Regions from separate parts of the Mus musculus genome. Here region 2 is linked to region 1. Evidence: chromatin loops called from intact Hi-C (ENCODE). Cell type or tissue: left cerebral cortex. All regions are shown on one strand. Links, peaks and the distances in the headings refer to the core of each region. The heading gives the core; the rest is flanking DNA.

Region 1 (14,836 bases), core at 3,636-11,635:
TGAGGGGAAGCTGCTAACAGAGTAGTGGGAGGGGCATGGCCTACAAAGTACCCGAACCTGGTAGAGAGGGCAGGACATAGGATGGTGCTGGGGACTTGGGAAGTGGCAGGGACTTGGGACAGAAGGTGGTTGCAGGTGTGGTCCCTGTGGAGGGATGATGGCAGCTTAGGTGGACAGCAACCCAGCAGAGGGTAGAGATGTCACTGCTGGATGACAAATGGCTAGAAATGGAGGCTTTGACTCCTGTGGTTTCTGGTGCTGATGTAGTTCAGAGAGGGGGCATGGCTGTGAGACCAGCAGAATTGGGCAGGAGGAGGGTCACTGGTTAAAGGAGACAGCACGGATGGGTTACCGGACACTGATGATGGAGGTGTGTGAGCAGAAATGATGAGACCATGAGGCAGCAGCGAGGTCGTACAAAGTTATACCAGTCAAGTCTAGGTGTGGCAGCAAAGAGAAAGCAAAGAGGTTCTCCCCCTCCTGGTAGTGAACAGACCAGAGAGCACTTAGGAACTTCTGATGCCCTCCCTTGGCTTGAAGAGAAATGGTTCCAGGAGATGTTCAAGATGTGTAGGTGGGAGGTGTGTGCTGGGTGGCTGAAGACAGATATGGTAGGAGAAGCTATATGGTCGGTTAGGCTAACAGAAGCCCTGCTGGGGTGTTGGTAGGAAGGCCGGCAGGATCTTTTTGTGGTGACCCGAGGGGCCAAATGAGGAAAAAAATAATGCACTTCAGTTGTCCTGGCTGCTCCTATTTGTCTTCAAGACCTGGTCTCTCTGTGTAACCTAGGCTGACCACAAACTTGCAATTCTCCAGCTTCAACCTCTCCAGTACAAAGATACAGGCACAGATCGTCACATCCAACAGTTGTACTGGTATGCAGTAGAAATGTAATAGTTTGTGCCTTAGCACAGACCTTGTGGGCTGCCGGAGACCTCTGCGAGTTTGGCTCCATAGCCCCTTAAGTAAAGCCAAAGGCCACGCAATAGCTTTCTTTTGTAGTTCTAAGACCTAACGTCTGCTCTCTTCCTGCTCTAGGGTTTGAGGCCCAGAGTGATGGAAGCAGCCTCACCCCTGCCTCTATATCACGTCTACAAAGACTTCTCGAGGCACTGTCAGAGGAATCTGGAAGCTCTGCCCCTAGTGGCTCCAGGACTGGAGGCCAGAGTATTGCCGGGCTTGGTAACAGCCAGCAAGGATGGGAGCATCCTCCTCAGAGCACATTCAGTGTGGGAGCCTTGGCAAGACCACCTCAGATGCTAGCCGATGCTTCAAAATCGGGGCCTGGAGCAGGTGCAGACAGCTTGTCTCTAGAGCAGTTCCAGCTAGCCCAGGCCCCCACTGTACCTCTTGCTCTATTTCCAGAAGCCAGAGACAAGCCAGCACCTATCCAAGATGCCTTTGAGAGGCTAGCTCCACTTCCAGGAGGCTGTGCACCTGGAAGTCACATTAGAGAGGTGCCCAGAGACTGAGCCTTTAGACTTCTGTCCCCAAGTGGAGAGGGTGTATTCTGTCTAGATCAGCTAGGTCGTCCAGTCTTTGGCCCCTCTGGGCATCACCCCTGTCTTCTATCCCCTGCACTGGCTACTCTAGCAGGCCCAGGTCACTTCCTTGGTCTCTTTTCCCACAACACCCCCACCCTGCAGAGTTCCTAGGGGTAGAGAGGCTCTAGGGGCTTTTCTTGGCTTGAGCCTTAGCCCTGGAAGATGCTTGGCATGGAGACAGGATCCTGGGAGTGGCCGTCAAGAGCAAGGTTCCAGTATTGGTTGCCTCTGGAAGTTCTTCAACTGAGGACTAGCTCCCAGCATGGACTCAAGTGCTGCCTTGGGCATGGACCTCAGTGGGAAGCCCTGTGGCTGGAACCTTGAATATCCTGCTCTCCATGATGCCTGGCTCTAAAGATGTTCTGAAGCCCTGGGATTAAGTCCTGTTCTCCAGGAGGCAGAGAACACACTTGGTTCTCCTGCTAAGCTGGACTAGCAAGAGATGGTTCCTTATCAGCTCTGCATGGTGGAGGCCTTGGCAAGACCACCAGTCCCTGGACAGCAGCCTTGAGTCTTTGTGAATGTCAGATCACTGTTTTGCCCACAAGGTGCTCAACTAGAAGCCACTGAGGGCAAATGTCACACGACTTGTCCTTCAGCCATGCCATACTCCTCCTTGATCTATGAGGTTTCTTCTAAGAACAAAGCATGTAGGTGGTAGGGTCTGAGCCAGGAGTCCTCAATTCTCCAGGAGCCTGTTGGGGGGCCAGGGGAGCCCTGCTTGGGATAGAAGGGGAACCAGAACCAGCGAGGAAGGGCACTTCATGTGGGAAAAGGTAGAAATAAAGTTGGGTGTTTGCTTCATGCAATGTGCTGTGCTGCCTGTATTTAAGTGCCCATGAGGGCTCCCAGGGAGTCACACCCTCTTCTCTACAGGGCCAGGCTTCTGGACCCATGGAGACTTGCTCAAAGTGGCAGAGTAGGAAGCAGACACGGAGCAGTGTGGTGCCTGAAGGTTGTGAGAACTTAGCCTTTGCTATTTTCTGAGGAGGTCACGTGCTGGGATTGCTTCAGCGGCCATGAGGACCCAGCAGCCTCTGCCCTCAGTCTAGTTTGAGCTTCAGAACAGTATTTCCTGAGATTGAATGAGGGGGTCACTTCTGGGTGTCAGGCTCAGCCAAGACTCATGTCCAGGGGTGCTGTTCCTTTCTTTGATCTTGGATAGAGGAGGAGGTGGCTTCTGGCTGTGATGTTAGTAAAGTGGGCTTCTGGAAGTGTTCTCGGACACCAGTCCAGTAGGAGAGACAAGGCAAAATATCTGATGTCTTGTGACATCTCTTTATCCATACTAGGCATCTGGCACTGAACTGGGGTCTCCAGGGGTCCTACCAGATCAGAAGAGGGGATCTACTCTAGGCTCTGAGACCCCACTCCCCCAAGGCTATCATGAGACTATATATATCCTATATATGATCCTTCTATATCCAAGATCAAGGAAAGCAACAGTATCCCGGGGCATGAGCCCTTGCTGAGACTGATACACCCAGAACTGCCCCCCTCATTCAATCTTGGGAAACAGACTCTGTTCTGAAGATGTGGCTCTCAGTCTTAAAATCCAGTTTCAGAAGACTGTGCTGACTGAATCTGGTGGCTCCTTTGTTTGGGGGTGACAACGTTTTCCTGTTACCTCTGCCCCAGGTATTCCACGTGTTCCTGTGAAAGCCTGGTCTCCGTGATACTCTGGGTACTGGAATGTTTAATAAGCCACATTCTACAGTAGAGCAGCTGGTGGTCCAGGTCTTGAAGCTCATTAGCCCGCAGGCTGACCAGAGTGGCTTAGCCACCTCCCCAAACTCCCCTAACACAGCTGTGTGGTGTTCGTTGCTCACTGCTGGATTGATTTATTCAACAGGCACTTATGAATGCCCATTAGGCACCAGGTTTAACATGAATAAGGCAGGGAAAGGAATAGATAACTCTAACAAGGTAGGCATGTTGGATTGATAAATGACAGGAACTGGGGATCACTTGCGGCCTGCTGGTTAGGATGGGCCCCTCTAAGAATGCATGCACAGGCCTGTGCTTACCTGTGAAAATGCTAGGGTTGGAGCCACCAGTGCAAAGGTCCTGGGGCAGGAAGGAGAAAGTTTCTGGCCAGTGTATTAGGGTGAGGCTGGCAGGGATAGATCAGGGGGAGAGTTTTCTAAGAACAGCCTGGAGTAACACAAGCTTAAGACATTTTCTCTAGTGCACGCCTTTAATCCTGATACTTGGAAGGCAGAAGCAGGTGGATCTCTGAGTTTGAGGCCAGCATGGTCTACAGAGTGAGGTCCAGAACAGACCATGCTATACAAAGAAACCCTGTCTTAAACACTTAACCAACCAACCAACCAACCAACCAAAAAAACAAAACAAAACAAAAAACACCAAAACCAAAAAACCACCACCACAACCACCAAACAAATACATTGTATAAATTCCATGGGAAATAGATTAGAAGCAGAGACTTGGCCATGGTCATGAAAGTGAGAGTGAAGGGCATTGTAGAGTTGACAAAATCTTGGGCATATTTTGGGGTTTGAGGCATAACTTGGGGAAAGCCAGGTGAACAGCAACCTTGAAAACTGAACCTGGGAAGAGATAGGAATGGAGGACATGGAAATGTTAGGTCTGAGTCAGCTGTAAGAGATCACATGGGTGGGTCAATAAAGGGGTAAGCACAAAGGCTCTGGGGCTCAGGACAGCAGAAATGCCCTAGCATTGGAGGGGGCGGGGTGCCATCATTGGGTGGAAACTCCCGCAGAATTTAGATGCAGGAAAGGAGGGCTCTAGGAGCAGTCAGTGCGTCGTGTGTTCTAGATCTCAATGCCATCAGTCCTTTTTGCAGCCCTTCACTATGGTGGCTCACCTGTGTGTGCTAGATGTCAGTAGCAGCCTCACCGTGCTGTGACTGTCAAAGGTGTCTCAAGGCACTGCCTTGTGGGCTGAGTATGGCCACATTCACTGAGATCCTCTGAGTTAGACTTTGACAGAACAGGATGCTGAGGAGGAATGGCACCTTAAAGTACTGCCAACTTAGGAAGTGGTCCACACTCCTGGCTCACTGAGAAAGAGGACACAGACAGGGACCTGGTTCTCGGTGACTTATGGCTCTGGAAGGGCAGACTGCAGATGCATTCCTAACCCCAAGGGGATCAAGGAGAGTGTGTAGGGGACCAGGGGACTGAATGTAGCCTAAGGGTAGTGGGGGCAGTGTCTGTGCATGGGAGTAGGTGGAGGAATGGAGATGAGGAAGGTTGACCACATAGAGCAGTGGTTCTCAACCTATGGGTTGTAACTCCTTTGCTGGGGTAGGGGTGAGGTTGAACAACTTCATAGGAATGATATATCACATATCCTGCATATCAGATATTTACATTATGATTCCTAACAGTAGCAGAATTACAGTTATATAAAGTAGCAATGAAAATTTTATTGTTGTGGGTCACCACAACCCGAGGAACTGTATTAAAGTGTATTAAAGGGTGGAAGCATTAGGAAGGTTGAGAACCATGACGTAGTGTTCTAGACGTAAGGGTCCCTTGGAAAGGAGACTAAGTAGCTCAACAAGAGGATGGGATCAGTCCCAGAGGGATCTTGAGGTCAGGGAGAGCAGCTCTAGAAGCTGCTTGGTTCCCACCAGGAGACTCAGTGCCCCTCTCTCAGCTCTTAGATGTCACACATCTCCTTAGATTCCATGCTAGCTTGCCCTTCTTTAGAAAAAGATGATGTCACCTATATGCAAAATCACCTTGCCCCTATTCCCAGTCTTTCCAGAGATGGCACTCTGGGACAGTGTGGGCACAATGGCTCTGAGCACAGTGAGTCTGCCATTCACTGATAAGCGTCTACCATCCTTCACCCACCAACAACCATGGCAGTTCTCAGCAATAAAGAGGAGGTGTCCTGATGGAGGTGGGGATGTAATTCAACAAGTCCTTGGACCACACCCGAGTGTCAAAGGGCATATGGAGTTTGGAGCGTGAGCTGAGCCCACTGAGACTGAGAGTGTCTGGCTGAACAAACCCTGGGAAGGACTAATGATACACAGACTGGGACACTCCTGGGTTCTGGGACAGCTCCTGCTGCCCTCCTAGCTGCAGGATAGGAGAGCACCTCTCTTAAGTTGTGGTCATCTTGGGCTGACACCCGACTTGGTGAGTCCTGACACTTGGTAGATGTAGAGTTGCCCCTTCAGGGAAGAACAAGGTGAATGTTCGTCAGTGGGGCTTGGAGTAAGGTGGGATTAGGGGCAACCTTGGCTGCTCTTCCTGCAGGATCCTGGAGACCTGGCCCTTTAAGGAGAATGGGCCATAAAATATCCCATCTGACGTTGATCATCTGTGAAGTCTTCTCTCAGTTTGAGTGTGGCTGGAGGTTGCTTGGGACAAGTAGGGACTTGCCTCAGTGGCTACTTCTCAAGCTCCCACGACCACCCTCAGCCCTTTCTCAGTAAATGGGGCTACGAGGACTTCTTCATCACCTGTGGCTGTGGACTCAAGCCCTGTCCAACGTGATGGTCTGTAAGACCTGTCTCAAGACTACAGCCTCAAAGGGGCAGGTGAATGGCTGTCCTTTTCAAGCCTGGTCTACATGGCACCACCCTCTCTGGTTGTGACAGTCCCACCTAACTAGAGAGCTAGCTGCAGCTCGGCCTGAGGTGGGGAGGCATTGCTCAAAGTGTCCCCATGTGGCTAGGCATGGTGATCTGGAGACTGAGTTGAGGAAAGACTGGTCTGTGGGGACCCAACGGTCACATTTGAGATCTCACAGTGGTGGCCATGACAAGTCCAGTAGACTCACTGACTTGAGGTGAGATTTGGGAGTGGACTCCATCTTTAGGGATTCATATATATATATTTATGTAGTGCCCTTCAGAATTAGGAGCTGTAAATACAAGGCCTGGTTCTTTTCACACAAGCTGTGGAGAAACCTCCTTGAGGCTGGGGGTGGAGCAGGGCCCAGTTCAAAGTTTTTTTTTTTAAAGATTTATTATTTTTTTGTGTATGATTGTTTTTTTCTGCGTGTATTTATGTTTCACCTGTGCGCTTGGTGCCTGTGGCGTCAAGTGAGGTCATCAGATATCCTGGAACTAGAATTACATTCTGTTGTGAGCTGATGGAAAGGGGTTTGAAACTGAAATCGGGTCCTCTGCAAGAGCAAGCGCTCAGCACTCAAACTTGTTCTCCCACTGGATAGGCTGCATGAACATCTGGGGCGGCCAAGGCCGGCTCCTTTCTACACCTGAGCCACCCACATTGACTTTTTCTGAGCTATGGAGAGATCTCCTCACACCGCTCTGGAGGAGGGACCTCCTTTTCCGTTGGTCAAGAGGCTCCTCTCCAAACCTGCGCTTTGAGTCAAGCTGTTTCCCTCTTTAAGATTTGTTTTAAAGTATGGGTCTCTGTGTGGCTATGTTCAGGGGAGTGTAGGTGGAGGCCAGAGGCATACCATCCCTGAAACGGGAGTTACAGTTTTGAGCTACCTGTTGTGGCTGCTGGGAACCGAACACAGGTTCTCTACAAGAGGCACTCTTAACCACGGATCCATCTCTCCAGTTTTCCCTTCCTACTTTAACTTTTTTTTTGCCTTTAATGGAGAAAAAGGAAGCAGCAATAGGGTGGTTGAAGTCCACTAGTCGCTTCTCACCAAGGAGTAGTTAGTGTGTGTGTGTGTGTGTGTGTGTGTGTGTGTGTGTGTGTGTGTGTGTGTGTGTGTGTGTGTGTGTGTCTGGGACCTGCGAGGACATCGGCCCCTAGCCTCTTGCACTCAGATGGCAGCAGAGGGCGCTCGCAGCACAGAGACTCACTCATTGCACCTCGCAAGTCTGACCTAGACCTAGTGGTGTTTGGGTGGGGAAGCGTTAGGAAAGGGGATTTGGAACTCTCTCCCCACTTTGGTCCGGCCCCTAAGGTTCTCGGTTGCTGGGATGCTGGATGGAGGTGTGGCTTATTATGCTTAAGAGCTCAACACTCTCCTACACGCTTTTCTGTCGGGCTGCTGCAAGCGACAAAAGCAGTCTATCGATCTGGGTGCTCTGTCCTAGACTCGCAGACAGAAGGCAAGTGGACCCTTGGGACAGACCAGCTCCGGGTCTCAGCACGCACCGATTCTCTTCGGTACATACTCTTCCCAGAACGCCGACGACCCCAGACTCCCTGCTCTCTAGACTCGGCCGCGCAGCGGCGGGAAGGAGAAAGATGTTGGGGCCCGGGGCGAGTAAAAGATGTGCGTCGCAGGTCCATGTCCCGCAAAGCGCACCTTCCACCCACCCTGGTCGGATCGCCCGCCCCGCCTCCTTCCCTCCTCCAGCTCCCGCCCCCAATCTCCTCCCTCCTCCCGCGGTGCTGGCTCTCCTCCTCACGCCCCTGCGCGGAGGGCTGACTGCAGGCGCGGCTCCGGGAGAGAGCGCCTTTACCGAGAGCAGGGTGCGCTTCCCCAGTCGGTTCTGTGAGTCCTGCAGCTGTGCCGCACGACGGCGCGACTTTCCTCTGGTCCCGGGACGGCAGTGAGACAACTTGGAAAACTTCTCTGGGGCGGACTGCAGGGACGCCGGGCACCAGTGGCAGAGAACGTAAGAGAGCGATAGATGGTCCTGGGTGTCCCCGGACCTCCGGCCAGGCTACGGTGCTCCAGAGCCATCTGCACCGCCTGGGGGGACGGCCCCCAACAGTAGCGGAGCTAGGGTGGCGCTTTCTCCTGCGTACTGTGAGTTTGGCCAGCATCTTTCTCTCTGGACATGTCCGGCCCCGCCATGGTCCACCAGGAGCCCTACTCGGTGCAGGCCACCGCCGCCATCGCGTCGGCCATCACCTTTCTCATCCTCTTCACCATTTTCGGCAATGCGCTGGTAATTCTGGCTGTGTTGACCAGCCGCTCTCTCCGTGCACCACAAAACCTCTTCCTGGTGTCACTGGCAGCAGCCGACATCCTAGTGGCTACTCTTATCATCCCTTTCTCTCTGGCCAACGAGCTGCTGGGCTATTGGTACTTCTGGCGTGCGTGGTGCGAGGTCTACCTGGCGCTAGACGTGCTCTTCTGTACCTCCTCCATCGTGCACCTGTGTGCCATCAGTCTGGACAGATACTGGGCAGTGAGCCGAGCATTGGAGTACAACTCCAAGCGCACTCCACGCCGCATCAAATGCATCATCCTCACCGTGTGGCTCATTGCAGCCGTCATTTCTCTACCGCCCCTCATCTACAAGGGCGACCAGCGCCCAGAGCCCCACGGGCTCCCCCAGTGTGAGCTCAACCAAGAAGCCTGGTACATCTTGGCTTCCAGCATCGGATCTTTTTTTGCTCCCTGCCTCATCATGATTCTCGTCTACCTGCGAATCTATGTAATTGCCAAACGCAGCCACTGCAGAGGTCTCGGAGCTAAGAGGGGCTCTGGGGAGGGTGAGTCCAAGAAGCCCCATCCGGCCGCCGGGGGAGTTCCAGCCTCGGCTAAAGTGCCCACCCTGGTCTCTCCTCTATCTTCTGTCGGAGAGGCTAATGGACACCCCAAGCCTCCAAGGGAGAAGGAGGAGGGGGAGACCCCTGAAGATCCCGAAGCCAGGGCTTTGCCACCCAATTGGTCTGCCCTGCCCAGATCAGTCCAGGACCAGAAGAAGGGGACTAGTGGGGCAACTGCAGAGAAGGGAGCTGAAGAGGATGAAGAGGAGGTGGAAGAATGTGAACCCCAAACACTGCCAGCTTCTCCTGCCTCAGTATTCAACCCACCCTTGCAGCAGCCTCAGACTTCCCGGGTGCTGGCCACGCTACGTGGCCAGGTGCTTCTGAGCAAGAATGTGGGTGTGGCCAGTGGGCAGTGGTGGCGCCGTCGGACACAGCTGAGCCGAGAGAAGAGGTTCACCTTTGTGCTGGCGGTGGTCATTGGTGTTTTTGTGGTCTGTTGGTTTCCTTTCTTCTTCAGCTACAGCCTGGGGGCCATCTGCCCACAGCACTGCAAGGTACCCCATGGCCTCTTCCAGTTCTTCTTCTGGATTGGCTACTGCAACAGCTCTTTGAATCCTGTCATCTACACCATCTTCAACCAGGACTTCCGCCGTGCCTTTCGAAGGATCCTTTGCCGGCAGTGGACCCAGACTGGCTGGTGAGCCTGCCTGCTCCGGGCCAGTGCCAGGCAGGGTTAGTGCCAGGACCACCCGGTGGTAGTCTGCCACCTCCGCAGTCTATGTGACCATTTCCCTGGGGCCCATTTGCAGACCTCATCCTCAGACACCCCTGAAGGGGAAAGGACAAATGTGCTGTTCCCAGGGGCTCATTTGAAACCTTCCCTTGCTGACTGTACTGTGGGATACCTCTTCCCTGCTCTCTCTTCAGGAAGGGTAGCTTGGACCTTCTCGAACGTGGCCAAGGCTGATTAGAATACCTCCCTCCCAGCCACCTGTAAGCCAACAGGCAGGCTTCCCTTTCCTGGAGACCCCCTGTGCCTTGGCAGGCCACTTGTGGTGGTTTTCTTTCTTTCTCATCATATTCTTCTCTTCTCTTTTATTGTTCATTTCATTTCTTTTTTTTTTTTTTTTTTTTTTTTGAGACAGGGTCTCATGTAGCCCAGACCAGTCTCAGACTTGCTATGCAGCCTGAGGCTGATCTTAAGATTCTGCTTACCTCTCCAGCATGAGAAGTAACAATGCTCACCACCATACCTGGTTTACCTGATGCTGGGGAATGAAGTCGGGGCTTCAAGCATGCTAGGGAAACATCCAACCAACCGAGTTATATCCCCAGCCTTGATCTTCCTCATGCCTTTCAAAGAGCCGGAAGCCCATCTTCTACATTTCCCAGGAGGACCTGATGCTGAGAAAGAGGACAAAAGGAAGAGGATTCAGCCGTGCTGAGCACCTGTGGTTCTCCTTGGCTGTTGCGGTGGCTGGTTATGGTCTAGTGCTGGTTGCTGGGTTTTTTGTTTGTTTTGTTTTGTTTTGTTTTTAAGCTTTGTAGCGTCTTTAAGGCTAGAAGCATGGGTTGTTTTCTCACTCAGCATCCCTCTGGGAGGCAAGTGGGCACGTGGATGCCTCAGTGGAATGGTCTGGAATCCTGGCCTCGACCTCACTAAGGTCCTGATCACTGGCATTCAACCTCGCAGAGAGCAGGGTGACAATTGCCTGCCGCCTACTTGCAGCAGGGAGATGAAAGGCTTTGCAGAGAGCTTTGAGCTCCATGGGGGAAATGCGCTAGAGAGCCAGCAAATGTGATTATCTGGTGATATAAAAATCCCTTTCCTGTGTGTTTACCACTGTGAGCCTTCCTGTAGACTTTTGTTCTGTGCTTGGGGTGTGTGAATTCCTACCCCAAACTGGAAGTGGGTTGAGGTGCACGGAGTCACTCTTTCAAATTCCGGAATTTCTTTGAGAATGCTTTCTTGTGCCTGAAAAGGTTTGAGTTATTATGCTGTTGTCAGCTTCTCCATCTGTTACCTGTAACAGAGTTTTCAGTGGCTTGGCCCCAACCCCATTAGGGGATAAGCTCTTTGTCATTGAGCAGGCAAATCGTTTTCCTAAGCTAAAAATACTTACATCAAGGAAGCAGTCTGAGATGAGATCCTCAGGTGGGGTGCTGGGGCTAGAACAGGCAGCCAAGGCCCTGTGGACTCCTGGGATAGCCACCCTCTGTGGGGTCCCAGACAACTCTCTGAACCCCATGTAACACCTTTGGAGACAGAAGGAGACCCCAGCTCAGAAGGATGTCTCATTAGCTGTTACGAACCCTCATGGCGATACAGCTGTGCACTAGGGTGTCTCTACCTCCTGGTTGTCTCCCCGACTTAGAAATTGCTCCCCAGAGTGACTGGGGATGCATCTGGGCCTTCCCCACAAGCAGCCTGACTTCAGCTTTGGGCAATAGACCTCTTAGCCTCAGGGAAGGGGTAGATTGAGCCATGCAGGCTACAAGCTACACAGGCTATTAGCCCAGGGTGGGTTTATCAGATTTTGAAGGTGCTAAGGGAGTTTTCTCGGGTAAAGACAAAGATGGGTCCTAAATTGAATTCCTCTTGGAGAGGATGAATAGCTTGGTCCTTGGTTGGTTGCTGTTTCGAGGCTAGGACATTGATTTGGGGTGTGGCTGAGGGGTTGGTTTGGTTTTTTGTTTTTGTTTTTTGTTTGTTTGTTTGTTTTTGAGACAGGGTTTCTCTGTGTGACCCTGGTTACTCTGGAACTCACTCTTTAGACCAGGCTGCCCTTGAACTCACAAAGATTTGCCTGCCTCTGCTTCCCGAGTGCTGGGATCAAAGGCGTACACTACCACTGCCTGGCAGCAGGGCAGATTTGTAACCATCTGCTGGCTGATCTTGTGTATGCTTCATGGGACCCAAGCCCCCTGTTGTGACATATAGGTGTTTCTAAGACTCTGAGCTATTTTATCAATAAAGGCTATTTTTTAATAAGCAAGCTGAGTCCCGTGTCTAAAGGTTGCCTGGAGAAGTTAGGTAAAGTCAAGTCCTGTGTCTAAAGGTTGACTGGAGAAGTTAGGTAACTCCTGGCATTCCGTGAGCGTCAGCCTAATGAGCCTGATGACTCCCTCCCAGGGCTTGCTCGCTCTCCCCTCTGCCCCACCTGTCTGCATTTTTCATCCTCACAGGCAGCATTCTTACTCAGCTCAGGCCACTAGGACCAGCTGACCTCTAAGGGAGAGACAAGAAGACTTCCGTAGAAGTGACGTTTGTGATGGATCTGGTCTTGGAGCAGGAATGCACCAAGAGGCAAGACAGAGAAGTGTTTGGGGCAGAGGAAGGCCACGTAGAGTTGATGATCTGGGAGACATCTTTGAACTCCCCTGCCGCGTGGTCACGAGTGGGGTGGGGGAGGTGCTGCTGGAGGCAGTGGGAGGCAGGCCACTGTGGAGTGGTGGATACACAGCAGCTGTGTTTGGCTAGGGCCAGGGGAGCAGATAGGAAGGCTTTGTTTCAGCTATCCCAAACCAACATCCAGCTTTCCAAACTGGGAGCCTGTGAGGTGCCCTGAAGCCCCAAGTCTTCTGTGAGTGAGAAAAGAAACGAGCTATGCTCTGATGCCACAGAAAGGGCAGAAGAGGCAGCCCCTGGGTTCCAAGCTGGGCTGACCTGGCTCCATGAGCAGGGGAAGAGCCATCAGGCTGGCGGCAGGAGGGCAGCATCAGGGTCAAGGCCCCTGGCAAATGCCACGCTGGAAAGGACAGAGGGAGGAGCAGTGAGTGATCTAGGATACAGGGACGTTCTGCTCCCACATCCTCAAAATCTATACTTTCATCAACTCCGTTACTTTCTTTAGGCCCATGCATCTGCTAGGGCCAATCATTAAAAATGCCAGTGTGTCCACAGCTATCAGTGGACATGGCATCTGTTGCTAATCTAACAAGAAAGTCCTGCCCTGCCCTCAGCTCCTGCCCAGCAGGGCAACCAGCTCTAAGGTCTCTAGACCCTCATACAGGCACTCACCTACCTTATCCTCAGGGAGATAAAACTCAGGAAGGTGCAGTGACCACAGGTCAAGCCCCTGATTGCCCTGCTGGATCACATATCTTTCTGTCAGCTAAGGGGCTACAAGGGCCTGAGAGTGGATCCCACTGATCTCTGGGAATGGAGGTGGAGTCGGACTTAAACAGTTCTAGTGCAAGCCAATTTAGATCCTACTGTCATTCAATCCACATACTCTTTCTATATGAGGTCACTTTACAAGGTAGGAAACTGAGACACGGGTCACCCAACTGAAGCCAGGAACCACGCATCGATCACATCCAGGCTGAAGGATTTGCTCTCTCTCAATGATGACAGCCTTCCTTCAGTAGTGTTGACAGGATGGAGCCTCTGAGGCTGGGAGCCAGTTGGATTTAATAGGCAGCAGTGCTAGGATGGATTATTCATGTCTGCTATCGACACCAAACACCTAAGAGGTAATAACTGTGCTTCAGATTTTCTGCTTCTGGCAACTCTGTTGAGGGCCCAGTTCTGAGGACCCAGAAAGGGAAGATCACTTGCCTCAGGAGGAATTACATAGACACACATGATGGCAAGAGCTGGATCTAGCATCCAGGTAGCCTAGCCTACCAGTTTTGTTTTAGTTTTTTTTAAAGAGAAAAGTGTATGGGTGTCTTGCCTGTATGAATGTCTGTGTACCACGTACATGTTGGGGGAGGGGCACGGAGGTCAGAAGAGAGCATTGCATACCTTGGAACTGGAATTACAGATTTGTGGTTATTGTCATCGTTGTTGTTGTTATGGGTGGGTGCAAGGAATCAAACCTGGGTTCTCTGCAAGAACATGTGTACTGCAACGTCTTACTGAAGGGATTGTTATACATGCAGAGTCAAGGAGTAATGGGCCTGTGTTTAGGAAAGGTCTGCTGGCAACCACTGTCTGCCGGGTCCTGGGCTAGGCACACCTCTGTTTGCTACCTTGGTTCTCTGGACTCACCCAGGCCCACACAGCCAATGGAGGGAGTGGGTGCTGGCTCCAGTTTCCATCTCTCTGCTCTTCATCTCTCTTCCCATTCCTTTATCTCCCATTCCTGATCTCTCTGAGCCCAACTGAGAACCACTAGGTTGGTAAGGAGGTGCAGATATGAGGCAGAAATGTTTGCAAATAAAGTGGAAGCATGGCTAGTGGCCAGAGTGCCAACAAGGGGCCTCTGCAGTTTGCCTGGTAAAGGAGAACTGAGAACATGGACCTTCAAAGATCCCTTTCTATGACAGAAGGGTAGTCCCACTTTAGAGGACAGCTAAAGAAGCAGGTGCCCTCTAGCTGCTCCAGCTGCTTTGTGAGAATGTATGCCTAGGTTAATTCCACTGCGGGGTGTGTGTGTGTGTGTGTGTGTGTGTGTGTGTGTGTGCGCGCGCGCGCGCGCGCGCGAGGCTTCAGTCAGTCCATGCTATGGAGAATTCAGAGCTCTCGAGAATTCCTATTTAGAGCATCCTGGACCACCTGCTCAGAACAGGAGGCTCTGGAAACAAGGGAAGTCTTGTCGGTATTCAGGCCCAAGCCCTGTGTGGCTTCCATTGGGCACATGTGTGCAAGGAAAGTCACCTGAGGACCAGCCTGTAAGTGGGGCAGCTGCTGGCTGGGAGGAGCTTCTGGCCCAGCTAGAGCTGATACAGGACAACCTTTGGCTTCCCTACTGAGACCGGGAAATCTGCTCTCAGGACCTGGTCACTGTGGGTGGTAGGGCTGGTGTGGGGCTTGTGTTTCCATGAAATCTCAGTGGGGAGGTGGGTTGCCCAGGGTTTGTGTCCTGCCTCTGCTAGATCTGAGCTTCTTTGAGAAAGGCTTCACCCTTCTCTGGGCCTCCTTGTCTTTGCCTGCCTATGGATGATTGATTGCCCCAATGGTCCCAC
Region 2 (14,836 bases), core at 3,482-11,481, 90 kb after region 1:
AAAGGGGACTCTGAGAAGGAGCCTCCTAAGTGAATCAAGGTCCAGACAGAGCATCCGAGGCTTCCATTGCCCCAGGAAGAAGCACAGGCTTTTATTAGATTCCTCTTATTTTTTCCCAGTGAGGCTTTTTTTTTTTTTTTTTTTTTTTTTTTTTTTTTTTTGGTTTTGGTTTTTTGAGACAGGGTTTCTCTGTGTAGCCCTGGCTGTCCTGGAACTCACTCTGTAGACCAGGCTGGCCTCGAACTCAGAAATCCGCCTGCCTCTGCCTCCTGAGTGCTGGGATTAAAGGCATGCACCACCACACCTGACTTCTTTTTTCTTTTAACACCAATGTTTTCAATCCTAGAAAAAGACCAGGGCTTTCCTTCCTGTGTGATTTTGTTTTTCTTCTTCATAGTTCATGATGTCAGCTGAGGTTGACAGCACAATGAAACCAAACCGATGTGACAGGAGCAGGCGATTTTGCTATGCTCTAGGTCTTGGAGCTGCACATCAAACCTGGGACTCATCACTCCATGGTTGCTTAGCCTGCTTGTGGGGTTGACAACATTCTTCCTAGCTCTGATATCAACGATTACAAATTCTCAGGTAAAATCAGGCTTCATCCTCACAGTTAGAAACTGGACAATAACTTCAGAGCATGCCAATAAGGGACTGACATCTGCTTCTTTCTTCAGTGTTGTTGATTGTCTTGAGAGTTCAGCCAGGACATTCATGTGTACTGTTGATGGTGGCATGGACGGCTGGCAGAAAGAGAGGAGGTGGGCTGGAGAGATGGCTCAGTGGTTGAGAGCACCTGCTGCTCTTTCAGAAGACCTGGTTTGAGTTTCAGGACCTACATGGTGCCTCACAACGAGCTGTAACTCTAGTTCTGAGATATCTGACACCCTCTCTGGCCCATATAGGTACTGAGCATGCATGTAGTAAACAGACATGCATGCAGACAAAACACTCATACACATAAAAATTATAAAAACTTGTAGAGAGAGAATAGGAGGGGCTGGCTCCTTGAATTCCCCACATACTTTTCTTGCTGCTGTAACAAAACAGCTGGCATAAAACTTAAGGAAGAAGAGGGACATTTTGGATCACAATTTGATCCAAATAGATCACCATGCAGGGAAGAGTGGTGACAGACACCAGAGAAAGCTGGCTATACCATGGTAGCAATCAAGAAGCGAAGAGATGAATGCTGGTGCTCATCTTTCTTTGTTTTTCTGCAGCCCAGGGCCTTAGGCCACAGCATGGCATCACCCAAAGTTAGAGTGGGTTTAACTAAACTTGATCTTGATAATTCCTGACAAACATGCCCAGAAGTTTTTGTCTTTTCAGCGACCCTAGAGCTGTCAAGCAGACTATCAGTACCACCCAGGCCTTATCTAAATGCACACAAAGCCTTTGGAAGGAACTCAGCTGAGGTCCCAGGGCCAGGCTTGCATTTGAGAAATCTAAATCAAGGAAGTTTGTCTGGGGAGGAGGAGTAGAGCAGATGAGAGCCACGGGCTGTGCTTCATGGTGGAGATGTCAAGTGCTCAGGAGTGTTCAGGAGGAAGAACTGGCTGTCCCCCACGACAAGAGGAAGGCTCAAGAGGGAAGGACATGCCACTCTGACTCTTTAGCCGTGGAGCCTCTGCCACCCGTGGAAATGCATCTTCTGTGGGGGGGGGGGTTGGGCTTGGGAGAGGATGACTAGCCTGGTTTTGGATAAGCTGCAGGTCACATACCTTAGGGACACCCAAAGGCACTTCAGGATCCTGGTCGGAGACGGGAATCCAGAGTGAGGCTTCGGCCTAGCTTAAAGAAGCTACGCCTAATTATAAAGGGGAGCCATGGAGGTAGCTGAGATGACGGCGTGAACTCAATCTCATACCAACCTTCCTCTAAGTCTCGGCCAGAAAAAATCTGAAAATCTAAGATGGGGAGTAGAAGGAAATCTTTACAACTCAGACAAATGGCTTGCCTTCTGCCTCCACAGAGAATGCTCAAAAGTTGGTAAGTGAAAATAGTCACACTGAATGGATCATTGGACAAGAGATTTATACAGATGATGTCACAGAAGAGACACCCAGAACGTTAGGATGGAAAAGATACTAAAACACGTGATCATCATGAAAATGCAAAGCACAGTCACAGCGTGACACCCCGTGCACCTACTAAAGTGACCAAAAATCCCTCTTAAGTATCCACAGCATTGGGAAGTACGGGAACTCGTGTGTACTGCTGACAGCATTAGAAACTCATACAAAAACTGTTTGCTTGCTTGTTTGCTTAAGACACGATTTTTCCACGTTGCCCTGGCTATCCTCAGACTCAGGGAGACAAGTTACCTGAAACTTCCTGTGCTGTGGTTAAAGGCACGCACACACCACCACCACATCGTCTTGCCATTTCTCTCCTGTGTATCAATGATATTGAATCTCACCTTTGCTCTGTGCTCCTAGAAATCGGGTCAGTAACCCTAGGGTTGGAGAAATAACTCAGCAATGAAGAACTCTTGCCGATCTTGCAAGGCTGGAGTTCAGGTTCCCACACTCACATCAGACAGTTCACAGCTGCCTGTAACTCCAGCTCCAGGATATCTAATGCCTTTTGCTGCTTCGACATGCACCAGCACGCACACACACATAAACACATTTAAACACATAAAAAAAAAAACTCTCCATTTCCTGTATTTCACAAAATAGCTTACTAGAAAGACTTCCATGCTCTTGTTTGCCCAAAACAAGGGCAGACCCACACCTTCCAAGTTCCCATTGCTGGCTCATGGATGATCTGCCTTGCTTGCTCTGACTGACAGTCATCAATAAAGCATCTGGCAAGCCTTGGGCCATCACCCCTCCTTCCCCAAGCGCCCAGGACCCTCCCTTCATTTGGTCCAAACCATCACACAGTTCTCAGCCAGGGAGGCCCGATGCTTCTACTCCTAGGCCAGTGCACCATTTGTAATCCTTTGCATTAAGCCAGTACTATGCATTTCTCAAGTCTGTGAGCCAGTCATGAAATTAATCAAATACAGGGAGGGGACTGAGGAACCAGAGTCCTTTGGTCCAATGCTTAAGTAAAATGAGCTTGGGCTCAGGATTAGCATGGGAAGTTAGGTGAGATTCTGAGGAACCAAGACCCCCATCCTCTGGGGTCCAGTGCTATCTTCAGATAGAATTGAATTGAATTGAATTGAATTGAATTGAATTGAATTGAATTGAATTGAGTGAGGATACCCCAGACAATGTTCCCTTCTGTAAAAACTGCGTGCTTGTTTGGTGTGTGAGATGACCCTCCATGGACCAGAAGAGATCTGTGTTGTGAACTCACAGCAGGAGAAGCCGAGTGAGAGTTGCTTTGCTCACGACAGCGTCGGTCCCCAGAATAGTGTGCTGCCAAAAAATGTTCCCTGAGGTCACAACAGCTTTCATATACAACGGAACTGGGATGAAGAGAAGAAGCAAATGGTGTCAGATCCAAATAAACCCACAAACAATGCTGCCTCTGCCTTCCAGCCACTGGGATCAGAGGTGCACACCGCCACACCGGGCTTATGTCAGGCTGGTGACCAAACACTTTGTACACACTAGGCACACACTCTACCAACTGAGCTACATTCCAAGCCCAGAGATAGTTTTTTTTTCTTGCAATCCATGAATGAAGTGGTGTGCTAGAGTGGGACCTGGGGTGATGGGCCCTGCAGTGAAGATATCTCCTGCTCAGCCAGTGTCTTGCTGCTTTTCCTACATCCACAGGAACAGAGAGTGGACAGAGAAAGAGGCTTGAGGCCAGCACCCCTTCCCTCTGAGCCACATTTGCTCTACCCAGAAGAAACTTCTCCTCAGAGCTAGGAAAGTTTGTCAACAAAGCAAGCAACTCCAGACCTTTTGAACTTGGTTGGCTGTCGGGAGCTGAATGTCGGCCTGCTCTTTGGGGGCCTTATTTTTAGTTTCTGTATGTTTTACTGTAGTGATTTTTTTTTCAAAACTAGGAAAAAGTGATGTCTCGTGAGTGTGCTGTGCACTGGAGAGGAAGGGCAGGGAGGAGGGCAGGGAGAAGGGAGGAGGGCTGGGTTGGGCTGGGCTTCCAGGAGAGGGGGCTGAGGCAGATAGGCCTTTCAGACTTGACTCTGCAGGTCCCCAGAGCTAGCTCTATGACCCAACACGGGAGCATCTCAGCCTCACCCTGGAACTCTGCCCAGGCTCCCTGGACCCTGGGGGCAGAGTGCTGCCCCTCCCCCAGCTTCAGGTGCGCTGCCTCTGGGGAATGCCTCGGACACCCTGGCGGTCCTAGACCCCCTCCCACTTGCAAGGCATTCCACAAACAGAACAGTTGGCTGGGCTCCCCCACCCCACCCCCTTCAGCTGGGCCACAGGAATCTAGAAAGCACACTGACCTTGACATTAGCAGTTAAAAATCTTCCAGCTAAGCGCGCTGGACATCCAGTCCCAACAGGCCGTGTCAGAGGGTGGGTACTGGAATACCCTTAGGGGCTTTTAGAAGTGAAAAAGTCCAGCCACTGAGAGCATTTACGATACAGTCAGAACTTTACCTCAGAGGGTTAGGCACCCCCTTTCCTTCCTTCCCTCCACTCCTGCTCCCTGGGATAGGACCTGCTCCCCCACCCCCGATCTGCTCCCACTTGTGGAATGGTGAAATGGCTCTGTCCACTACTGTGACAGCTTCCTTCCCCAGCATTCCAGCTAAGGGCTACCTGGGCCTCAGCTGTAATCACTTCAAGCGCCCCCCCCCCCAGCCAATCACAACCATCCAGGAGAGTACACCGACCAGTACTGTCAGGAGGCTTTTCCTTGTCCCCACTAGAGAGGGACAGGGGAGACACTCCTAGAGGATTATGAAGAAGCAGCATCTACAGAGACTGACTCAGTACGCAGCAGTACTGTGGAGGGATCGGTGTTACAGGTTCAGGGGCTAATTACTTTATCTTGGACTAGCTTTACCCCTCAGAATAGATGTGGATTTTGGATTGATAGTTCCATGGTGCTCATAGTTGCTCAAAGGAGTTGAACAGTGGAGGCCCCGAGCAGAGTCATGTGAGGCTGGGGCAGGTGAGAAGTAAGCTTGGTTACGGGAAGAGGACACAACAAAGGTGTCTAGCCATGGCCTGGGAGCCAAGTCTGAAGACTGACACCCTCAGCAGGTCTGGCAGCAGATGGAGAAAGGTGTGGGTTGTATGGTCCACTTGTGGTACCACCACCTCCAAGAAGAGGGCATCAGGCAGGGGCTGCTCAACACTTGTCCTTCGTTAGATTCTGGGGTAGTGGGTGAGTGTGGGGTAGGCTATGGGAAGGAGATTCCTTTGCATTTTGGTCCTCCTCAGACACAGGTTACTTCTGGCCACGCTGGCTCTGGATCTAGACCACACCCTCTCTGAGTGTTGGTGGCCATTCTCCTCTCTGTGAACCACAGGCTCTCCCTCTGCAGGCGAATAGACTCGCAGGGTCTATGTTTGATTGCACAGAAAGGATAATATTGTTTCCCATACTTTACACACAGGCACCATCAAATGAGTCGGTGTTCAGGCCACTGCAGAAGTGACGTGAGAACTACTCAGGGCTTTCAGCTTTCATGGTTCCCATGCTGCACCTGAAGCACACACACGACACACCACCCCTGTCACTGTAATTAAACAAATCTGTATTCAGACAAACTCTCTCACTGATGTAAGTGATGCAGTTTTAGAGACCTAAGTTCTGAGCCTCACAGACATTTGCAATTTTTAAATTATTCTCCTCTTCTTCCTCCCCCCTCCCTCCTCCCCCCCCCTCCTCCTTCCTCTGTGAGAAAGCATGATCCTAGTGATCTCTTCCCAGAGATGCTTCGATGGAGAGGAGGGACAGTCAGAACTTGGTGCAGTTAATTATTCTAGGATTTAGTTGACCCATCAGGAAACACACATTTCCTGTCATTTCTGACTTTTAGAACTGTTCATGAGGAACAGTTAATTATAAAACTGTGATGCAGTCTCCATTCCGAGACGTTCATCCTCAGTGGAAGACAAAGACAACTCAGTCTTAAGTGTCACTTAAGATGTGTCCCCTTTTTTCTGAAGCTATTGTAGTATAATTAAGGGTCCCACGCATGGACGTGCTGACGGGACAGTTACTCAGAGATTGCCCTCTGATGGTGGAGGGCATGTGAATTAGCAACAGACAGGACACACGTTTCCTGGGACATCACAGTGAAGCTGAATGACGGCTGAAGACGTAAGATAAGGCAGACGTAAAAGTATCTTTTACTCTCCTGCCCTAATTGTCACCTCTGGGGCTCACTGCCTCTGTCTGAGATAACCCAGTCCCCGTCCTTGAAGCTTCCTTCTAACCTCCATGCCATCTAATCTACGCCTGGAATGTTTCCAGCCTCTGAGACTTTCTGCTGAATAAACTTGTTCTTTCTGAGCTCTGGCTGGTTCAACTCAGCTATTCTGGCTCAAACTCTTCTCCAAAGCTGACTAATTTAATCTGGCTTCTCTCTTAGCTGCTCCTGAATTGCTCTACTTGGCCTTAAACTAACTTTAGCAATATGTTCTAACCTTCTGACTTCTCATTCTCTGGCTCATTCTGTCTTTACCTGTGTCTGGTTTGTTCTCTCTTCAACCCATCTCCATAAAACACACTTGATAAAAACGATCTCCTTCCCTTTCCTCTCTCTCTCTCTCTCTTTTTTTTTCCATGAGAGTTGGGCATATCCTATTCTCTCAAATCTTTCTCTGATTCGTCACTTTGTCTGCAACTCAATTAGACATCACTTTTAAACATGGGTACGTCCTTCTACAAACTAACCTTACCTTCATTGTTTGGGATTAAGGGAGTGTTCTACGGGTATGTCTGTATTCCAGCCAGAAAGATTAAAGATGTGTGCTAAGGGCTGAGCCACACCATAACTAGAAACAGTTTTTTTTTCCCAGTAAATAACACAATCTTGAGATTCACAGTGTGATCAAATATCCGGCAACCAGCAGCTGTCATGGTAATGGAGGGAAATTTAAAATAAATACTTATGAGTTAGTTTTGAATATCTAGAATTTTGTTGGAAATTACAGTTTCTAGGTAACTTGATTAAGTGACACACTGACCACATGAGTTTTTATAAAGTGACAGTTCCTGAGGCTAAGGTTGGGAGTCTGCTTTAGTTTTTTGAGACAGGATCTCTCACTGAACCTGATCTCACTGATTGGCTCTTCTGGCTGGCCAGTGAGCTCTCAATATCCTCCTGAACTGGCGTCCATGTGCGCCACGACACTCAGCTTTTTACGTGGATGCTGGGATCCGAACCCATGTCTTCACGCTTACACAGCCAGCTCTTTCCCCGCAGTACCATCTCTCTGGTGCCTGCTCTTGCCTAGACATGGCTCTTTGGGAAAGGCAGGTTCTTCTTACATCATCCCTGACAAGTGTGGTCTCCCAACCTGTGGCCCGGGTGTGTTCCTCAGAGCTCCACACAGCCTTGGACTTCCTTCACTGCCCTCTGGTGTCTGTCCAGCAGAGACTGTAGCCCACTCACCCACATCAGCTCAGTGTCCCCCTTCACTTAGGTTCAGGAACTGCGACTTGACAGGCAGGGTAGGAAGAGCTGGGTAGGAAGGATGTGGAAGCCCAGGCAGAACGGATGAGCGGATGAGCGGTGTTGAGACTGCGGAGGAGCACGTGGCCCTGCAATTGGCCTGCGGCTGTGTAGCCTCTGAGGGTGGTCATGGGACCTCTGTGAACTGGTGCTGCTGATGTTCCTGAAGGTTCCAGATCACTGAACAAAGGTCAGACTCAAGAGTCCTGAGACTGTGTAAAGAACTCTGCCTCTAAGGGGAAGGGTGCAGATGCTTTGAAGCTCAGTCCTGTGAGAACTACCTCTCTGCTCAGTGACACTTCTTCCTAAGGTCCCCGTAGACCGCTGTCTTCTTCCTGTCTCCTGGAGCTTATAGAGGCCCTGCTGGCAGACATAGCGGGAGTTCTCAAAATGTTTTTCCCCCAAGATTAGAAAAGGCCAAGTGGTTATGTGTGTGTGAGAAGTTCTCTGTGTCTTAGCTAATAAAACAGGAGGACACAGTATGGGTCCCCTATCCCCAACACCCACTTTGGTCTCCTGTGGATGCATTTATGGAATTGCTTCTTCATACACTCTATGCATGGTGCTTTTTTTTTTAAACCCCGATGAAGATGAGGCAGAAATAGGAAAATGTCTTTGGGACTTTGAAGGAAATGACAGATACTTTCTTTTCCATGTGTTCCCCTGGGACCTTGAGTCAGAGATGATGAAACAAGAAGCGGTGCTGTCTCCCCCTGGTGGTCAATACGGGGAGCGCAACCAGATTGTAGACTGGGAAATGAATGCCCTCTAAAATCAGGTCCCCAGTGGTCAGAATCTCTTTCTGTTTTGGTCAGATGGTGAGGTGAGTGGTACAAGGGGTGGGGCATACGGATATTAGGTCACTTGCTGTGGCCTGACTGGTGTGGACTGTCCCACCTTAGCAGGCCAGTTCCCACACTTGCTTTTGGAGTGACCAAGGAAATTGGAGGCCATCACACATGTCCTTTTATCTGATGGCTTATCAGTGTGAATTGTGTTTCTATACATGAAATGCTACTGCACAGGAAGGACAAAAACATCTGTTAAGAGGACACAGAGGGGGAGGCCATCCTGAGCTACATAGTGAAACCCAATTATCAAAAATTATCAAGGTTTTTTTTTTTTTTTCCTAGTCAAGGAAATTGAAGTTCCAGTCTGTGTGGCCCAGACTGTCCTCAAACTCATAGATTAATCCTCCTGCCTCAGCATCCTAGGGGCCAAGATGACATGTGTGACTAGCACACTCAGAGCAAGTGGTCAGAGCTGTCAGTTCTTCTGGGGCATGTGCCCTTGAGAGATGAAGAAGACCCTTTGGGAGAAGAAAGATGCTGCTCATGACAGAGGGGAGAGGGAGGCAAAGGAGCCACGGTTCACAGAAGCAGCCTTTGGAGCCCTGTGTTCTGGAATACAGAAGGGCCTGACCCCAGTTGTCAGGTTGTATGCTCAAGTAAATACGGACTCTGCAGTACAGTCTCTCCGTCTCCCTCCCCTCTCTCCCTGTGTCTCTCTGCCTGTCTCCCTCCCTGTGTCTCTCTGTCTCTCTCTCTCCCTGTATCTCTGTCTGTCTCCCTCTCTCTCCCTGTGTCTCTCTTTCTGCCTCCCTCTCTCCCTGTGTCTCTCTGTCTCTCTCTCTCTCTCTCCCCCTCTGTCTCTCTGTCTCCCCTCTCTCCCTGTGCCTCTGTCTCCCTCTCTCTCCCTGTGTTTCTGTCTCTCTCTCTCCCCCTCTGTCTCTCTGTCTCCCTCTCTCCCTGTGTCTCTGTCTCTCTCCCTCTGTCTCTCTGTCTCCCCTCTCTCCCTGTGTCTCTGTCTGTCTCCCCTCTCTCCCTGTGTCTCTCTGTCTCTCTCTCCCTGTGTCTCTGTCTCCCTCTCTCTCCCTGTGTCTCTCTTTCTGCCTCCCCTCTCTCCCTGTGTCTCTCTGTCTCTCTCCCTGTGTCTCTCTGTCTCTCTCTCTCTCTCCCTCTGTCTCTCTGTCTCCCCTCTCTCCCTGTGTCTCTGTCTGTCTCCCCTCTCTCCCTGTGTCTCTCTGTCTCTCTGTCTCTCTCCCTCTGTCTCTCTGTCTCCCCTCTCTCCCTGTGTCTCTCTGTCTCTCTCCCTGTGTCTCTCTGTCTCTCTCTCTCCCCCTCTGTCTCTCTGTCTCCCTCTCTCCCTGTGTCTCTGTCTCTCTCCCTCTGTCTCCCCTCTCTCCCTGTGTCTCTGTCTGTCTCCCTCTCTCTCCCTGTGTCTCTCTTTCTGTCTCCCTCTCTCTCTCTCCCTGTCTCTCTGTCTCCCCTCTCTTCCTGTGTCTGTCTCCCTCCCCCTCTCTCCCCATGTCTCTCTGTCTCTCTCTGTCTTGTTTTACCACAGAGAAAAGTGAAGCAGTGAGATCATGTGGCTTGTCTGGGTCACACAGCCAACTGGCACAATAGGCTTTGTACCCAACGACTGTCATGGAGTAGCATGCGGTGCTACTGACTGCCCTGTGTGCTTAAGGCTGGCTCACAACCCCCTGGGATTGCCTCACAGTACTTGCCTTGTTCTATTATCCACTCATCAATCTGCTGTCCAGTGGGGCCACTGACAAGGTACCACAACACCCCATCACCTCCCTGCTCCAAGCATCTATCTGTTCAGCCACAAACAACCTCCTGCCCACCATCCTCCAACCACTCCCTGGGCAGAAGTGAGCCCTCTCTCTCCTGTGCTACACATGCAGATCCATACACAAAGTCTCATGTAGCCCAGGCTGGACTCAAACTGGCCATGTAGCCAAGGATGACCTTGATCCTTCTGCCTCTACCTCCCAAGTGCTGGGATGAGAGGCACATGGTGCTTTAAGTCCCTACCCCCACACAAACTGGTCCCCAAACTCAGGGCTTTATGAATGCCGGGTAAGCATGCTACCAACACAGCTATGCTGGCATCTCTTCTCTGCTTCCTTTTCCATACGGCCTGCCTTCCCTTGCCCAAAGGACACCCAGAAGTGAATTTCTGGAATTGGGAAGAAAACTGATCTGGCAATGAAATATAAATGACATCTCAGAAAGCCACTGTGTCCCACAGCCTTATGTGTTTATGGCTCCAGCACTAGAATATCTACTGGAGGTCCCTAAGGCCCATGATGTGTGACATTTTTTCCCCTCAGTGATGTCACACTAGGATCCTGGAAATTTCTGGACATTTGTTTCCTCAAAGCCACCTGTCAACGTTCACCTCCAAGCCACCGGTGGGTCGGGAGTCATGGCTAACAGCAGCAGGGAGGGAATGGCCGACTGACTGTTCAGATGAAGCTGGAGAGAGTCCATCTCCTTTGTCAAGTTTCTTTTATTAAAATATATAGGACTGAATATTGGTGGGCGCTGAGACAGGAACCACCCTTCCAGGCTGCACCCAAGGGAGACGCTTCTGCCATGCGGACATGCGGCCAGTCTGTGTCCCTGCAAAGGGGACAGACCCCTCCAGGTTGGGCGTGCAGCCAGAGGCTAAGGGATGCAGCAGGTTAGAGTGGTGGCCTTTTCCCGTGGCCTTGGCTTTTCACAAGACAGGGACCTCGATGGGAAGAGTCAGACTGGGGGACAGGGGGTCCCTGAGCCAGGGAGAACTGGTGGTCTGTAGATCGGGTAAAGGAAGGCCCCGGTCAGGATGGAGATGGGGTCAGTACAGCCCTCAGAGGGGGGGGGGGTCCACCTGTGTATAGGGGTGTTGTCACCCTGTCCTTCCTCTAAGGACCTCCCTTATCTTGGGGCTGGCCTTCTGGGGAACACACGTGGACTTTCAGAGGCAGGCCTGAGCAGAGACCGGGCTTCAGATGATGGAATGTACTTTTGTGGGGATGTTCCTCCAGGAAACATGCTTCTTGGGACACTGTTCCTTCTGGGCGAGGCCTGGGGAGGCAGGAACAGCTCTCTCTCCTCCTGAGGGTCTGCTGACCTGTTGCCTGGTCACAGGTCCCCAGCCCTCAGGGCTAGCTCCAGCTTAGGGTTAACAGTGGCCTTCAATCCCCAGGGCGCAGCCCAAGCAAGCAGAATCCGCAGGTTTGTGCTTTAGAATGTTGGCGAGCTGGGCTGGGAAAGGGCTGTGAGACCCCCAAGGCTCCGAGGTACAGGATGGATGTCTGAGCGTCTTCCTCGGCCACTGAATCAGGGCTGCAGGGACCCAGGCCTTCCCTTGTGGGCTTGGCCTGAGCTGCTAGGAGTTTGTGCTTTTTTGTCTTGGTCGGGATGAGTCTGTTCAAGGGCAGCCACAGAGGTGTGGCCGATCCACTGTGTTAAGGAACTGGGTGGCAAGTGGCCAGGGAAAAGGAGGGGGATGCCCCCTACCAGACCTCCCATTTCAGCCCAGTTCCCTGGTTGTCAGTCTATGAGCCAGGTGATCTCCCCAGGGAATCAAAGAGGACCTTGGAGAGGCCATCCTGGTGCTGGAAGTTGGGAAATCTCCACCAGCCACATTCCCACTGGCCAGCAGTCTTCACCCAGTGGTATGGACAAATTGTTTCCTCAGTTTCTCCAAAAACCTCAATCCTGCCCCACTCTTACAGGAGGTCTTAGTCCAATGGCCCCTCACTATCTAAGCTCACGGCATAGTAGGTAGCCTGGCACTCAGGTTCCAGGACCCCAGGTGATCATTAGCATAAGGCTGCAAGCCCAGCTTCCAAAACCATTTCTTCCTATAGACCTCTCCCCTCTTTGTCCCCTTGGAGTTTCTGGGAGCTTCCTAAGAGCATGGGTCCATAGGCAGGGAGTAGTTTGATCTCCCGAGTGGTAGAAAAGACACAGGGACCTTAGCTTTGTAGACCTGGTCCTCTCGATCTCTGAGTTCCTTGTGGGTAACATCTAGCCAGGGCTGGCCATCCCAGAGGCAGCCTTTTTTATTGACCTAGGAATAGGCGGGGGTGCCTTCTGGCTGCCACTTCCTTGGCCAAGCCAGAGGAACCATGTGTGTGTGTGTGTGTGTGTGTGTGTGTGTGTGTGTGTGTGTGTCTGTATGTCTGTGTCTGTGTCTGTGTGTGATGGTGGCTGTGTCTTGGAAGTAAACTGCTCACTTTTTGCAAATATATTAGAAAAATGTTTCTCATAGAGGCTTCTCCTGTCAGGATTGAGGCTTCTCTGGGTTGAGAAGCAATGACCACCGGGGTCCCCTCCCACATGTCCTAGATGACGTTCTCAAACAGCTGCATGGAGTTCATGATGTTCTCATCCTGTATGGAGAAAAGGAAAGGTCGGTCAGGAGCTGGTTCCCCAATGCTGACTAACTGCGGATTCCTGTCAGAGACTCTCACTGGGTAGATGGGACACTGAGGAGCAGAGGTATGAAGTAGAAGGTAGCCCCAGAGCCCAAGTGGCAAGGTGCAACCTATCATTCCTAGGGATGGAGCAGGGTCCGGCCACCACTGATGCACACACACAGACACACACACACAGACACACAGACACACAGACACACACACACACACAGACATACACACATACACACACACACACACACACACACACAGACACACACACACAGACACACACAGACACACACACACACACAGACACACACACACACAGACACACACACACACACAGACATACACACATACACACACACACACACACACACACACACACACACACACCGGCTACGAGTCAGGTCAGAGACCAGGAGTGGTTCAGAGGTGGGAGACAGAGGAATACATTTCTTGTCCCCACGGACTCTGAGAGGAGACCTGCAGTAGTGCCAGGGAAGCTCTGGGGACCTTTCCTGTTGTGCGATTCTGTGTGTGGGGGGTGGGGTGGGGGGTGGGATACTGGGCTAATCACCCTCCTGCTGACCCCATGTCTTCTCTCCAGAGATACCATGAGCAGAGCTGAGCAGAGTTCTGGGGGTGGGGACTGGGAGAATGAGGGAGATGGCTCATTCAGGGGACATCGGGGAGATGGACTCAGGAAAGACGAAAGCTTCCCAGTAGGTGGGACCTGGGACCTGAGGACGGCTTAGGGCATCCTCCATACGCCCTAAGGAATAGAGCCCTGTGTGCGAGGGGGGGAGGGGGAAGAAGAGAGAGAGAAACACAGACAGACAGACAGAGACAGCGAGAGAAAGACAGAGAGACACTACAGAGGGCCCCAAGTCCAGTCCTCTAATGCCGCCTACCTTCTGACAAGTCTCCAGAAATTCATCAATGGTCACCACTCCATCCTGGTTCCTGTCCATTTTCTGCAACCCAAACCATAGCCAAGGTGAGCCTTCCCCTTAGGACCTTCCCCTGCTCCAGCCTGAAGATGCTGTGGGGTGGAGGTGGGGCGTTCCTCCAGTTCAGCTGGTCCCTCTATTTCCCACCCTTCCCTGCCAACCTTGCCCTTGGCATCTCCTCAGCTGGCCTTGCTTAGTGAGCTCCCTGCTGGCTTACCTCAGCTTAGCTTCCCAGCATTCTCTTTGACAGAAGCCAGAGCGTATGAGGGATGGAATGACAGGGTAAAATCTAAACCATTGGTTCCTTCAGCCCCTCCAGAATGGAGACAGCTTCAATACCAGGTAGGGTGGAAGGAGGGAGCTTGTTCCAAATATGTCCCAGAAGGCACAAAAACACTGGTCCCTTCCCTGGGCAAGTGCCAGCTGCCTCTGCATCTAGGCACTCAGGATGCTTTATTCCCAAAAAAGTTCACTGGGACAGGGCCTGGGTCTCCTCGAGGGGCTCTGACCATCAGCTAGGGCAGGAGGGAAGCCTAGTTGCATCTCCTCACTGGCACTGGTTGAAGACTCACTAGGGCTGTCCCCTCCCCTCAGCAAGGTCAGGGCTCACACACCTGAAAGAACCTCTCCACATGCTCCAGGGGTGCATCCTCCCGCAGGATGGGGTAGGTGTGGCGGCCCATCATGTCGTAGATGGACTTCATGATGGCCAGCATCTCCTAGGGAACAGAGAGCTGCATGAGTCTGCTTCCACCGCAGGGATGCCTGGGCCTTTGAGTGTTACCTCTAGGGGCCAAAGCTTTCTGCCAGGGCAGTGGTGAGTGAGTCTGAGGGGCCTAGAGAGAGTGAGCTGGGGCCTATCCAATGACTCCCAAGAGAAACTGGAAATGGATTTATGAACCTGCCTCCGAAACAAGAAGTTATGACTGTTTCAGATAAAAATGTTTGGGTCAAACCAACCACTTGTGAGGCTGTGTGGCAAGGCTGCAAGGCAGGGCTGAGAATCACCAGGTTAGTGGCTTCAGGAGAGAGAGGAGGGGCAGGCAGGCCTGCCAGCCCAGTACCTCCTTGGTGATGCAACCATCCTTGTTAATGTCATAGAGATTGAAGGCCCACT

The links. A loop is a pair of places that touch in the nucleus more often than their neighbours do. Peaks named below come from ENCODE experiments on the same cell type or tissue, not always from the same donor. Only the 100,000 strongest peaks of a DNase experiment are listed, where the experiment ranks them.
Region 2: a loop joins it to region 1, with 13 times the contacts of the local background. A loop is called at or near these places in 18 of 42 quality-filtered maps.

The regions. Positions count from the first base shown.
Region 1 is chr2:127,355,303-127,370,138 of GRCm38, forward strand. It overlaps Adra2b (adrenergic receptor, alpha 2b), which reads left to right and starts at 7,877. Exons shown (of 1, transcript NM_009633.4): 1 at 7,877-11,919. The coding sequence starts at 8,278. The coding sequence ends at 9,624. It overlaps Astl (astacin-like metalloendopeptidase (M12 family)), which reads left to right. Exons shown (of 9, transcript NM_001291003.1): 9 at 1,039-2,353. The coding sequence ends at 1,472. In left cerebral cortex, for the core only: a CTCF peak has its summit at 7,338 (motif pointing right); DNase peaks (open chromatin) are centred at 7,314, 7,861 and 8,698; H3K4me3 peaks cover 868 bases.
Region 2 is chr2:127,445,650-127,460,485 of GRCm38, forward strand. Kcnip3 (Kv channel interacting protein 3, calsenilin) reads right to left here. Exons shown (of 9, transcript NM_019789.4): 6 at 14,784-14,836; 7 at 14,334-14,438; 8 at 13,681-13,743; 9 at 10,849-12,739. The coding sequence ends at 12,692. Among named protein-coding and RNA genes, the nearest start is that of Fahd2a, 8.5 kb to the left of the region's middle. In left cerebral cortex, for the core only: a CTCF peak has its summit at 8,293 (motif pointing left); a DNase peak (open chromatin) is centred at 8,287.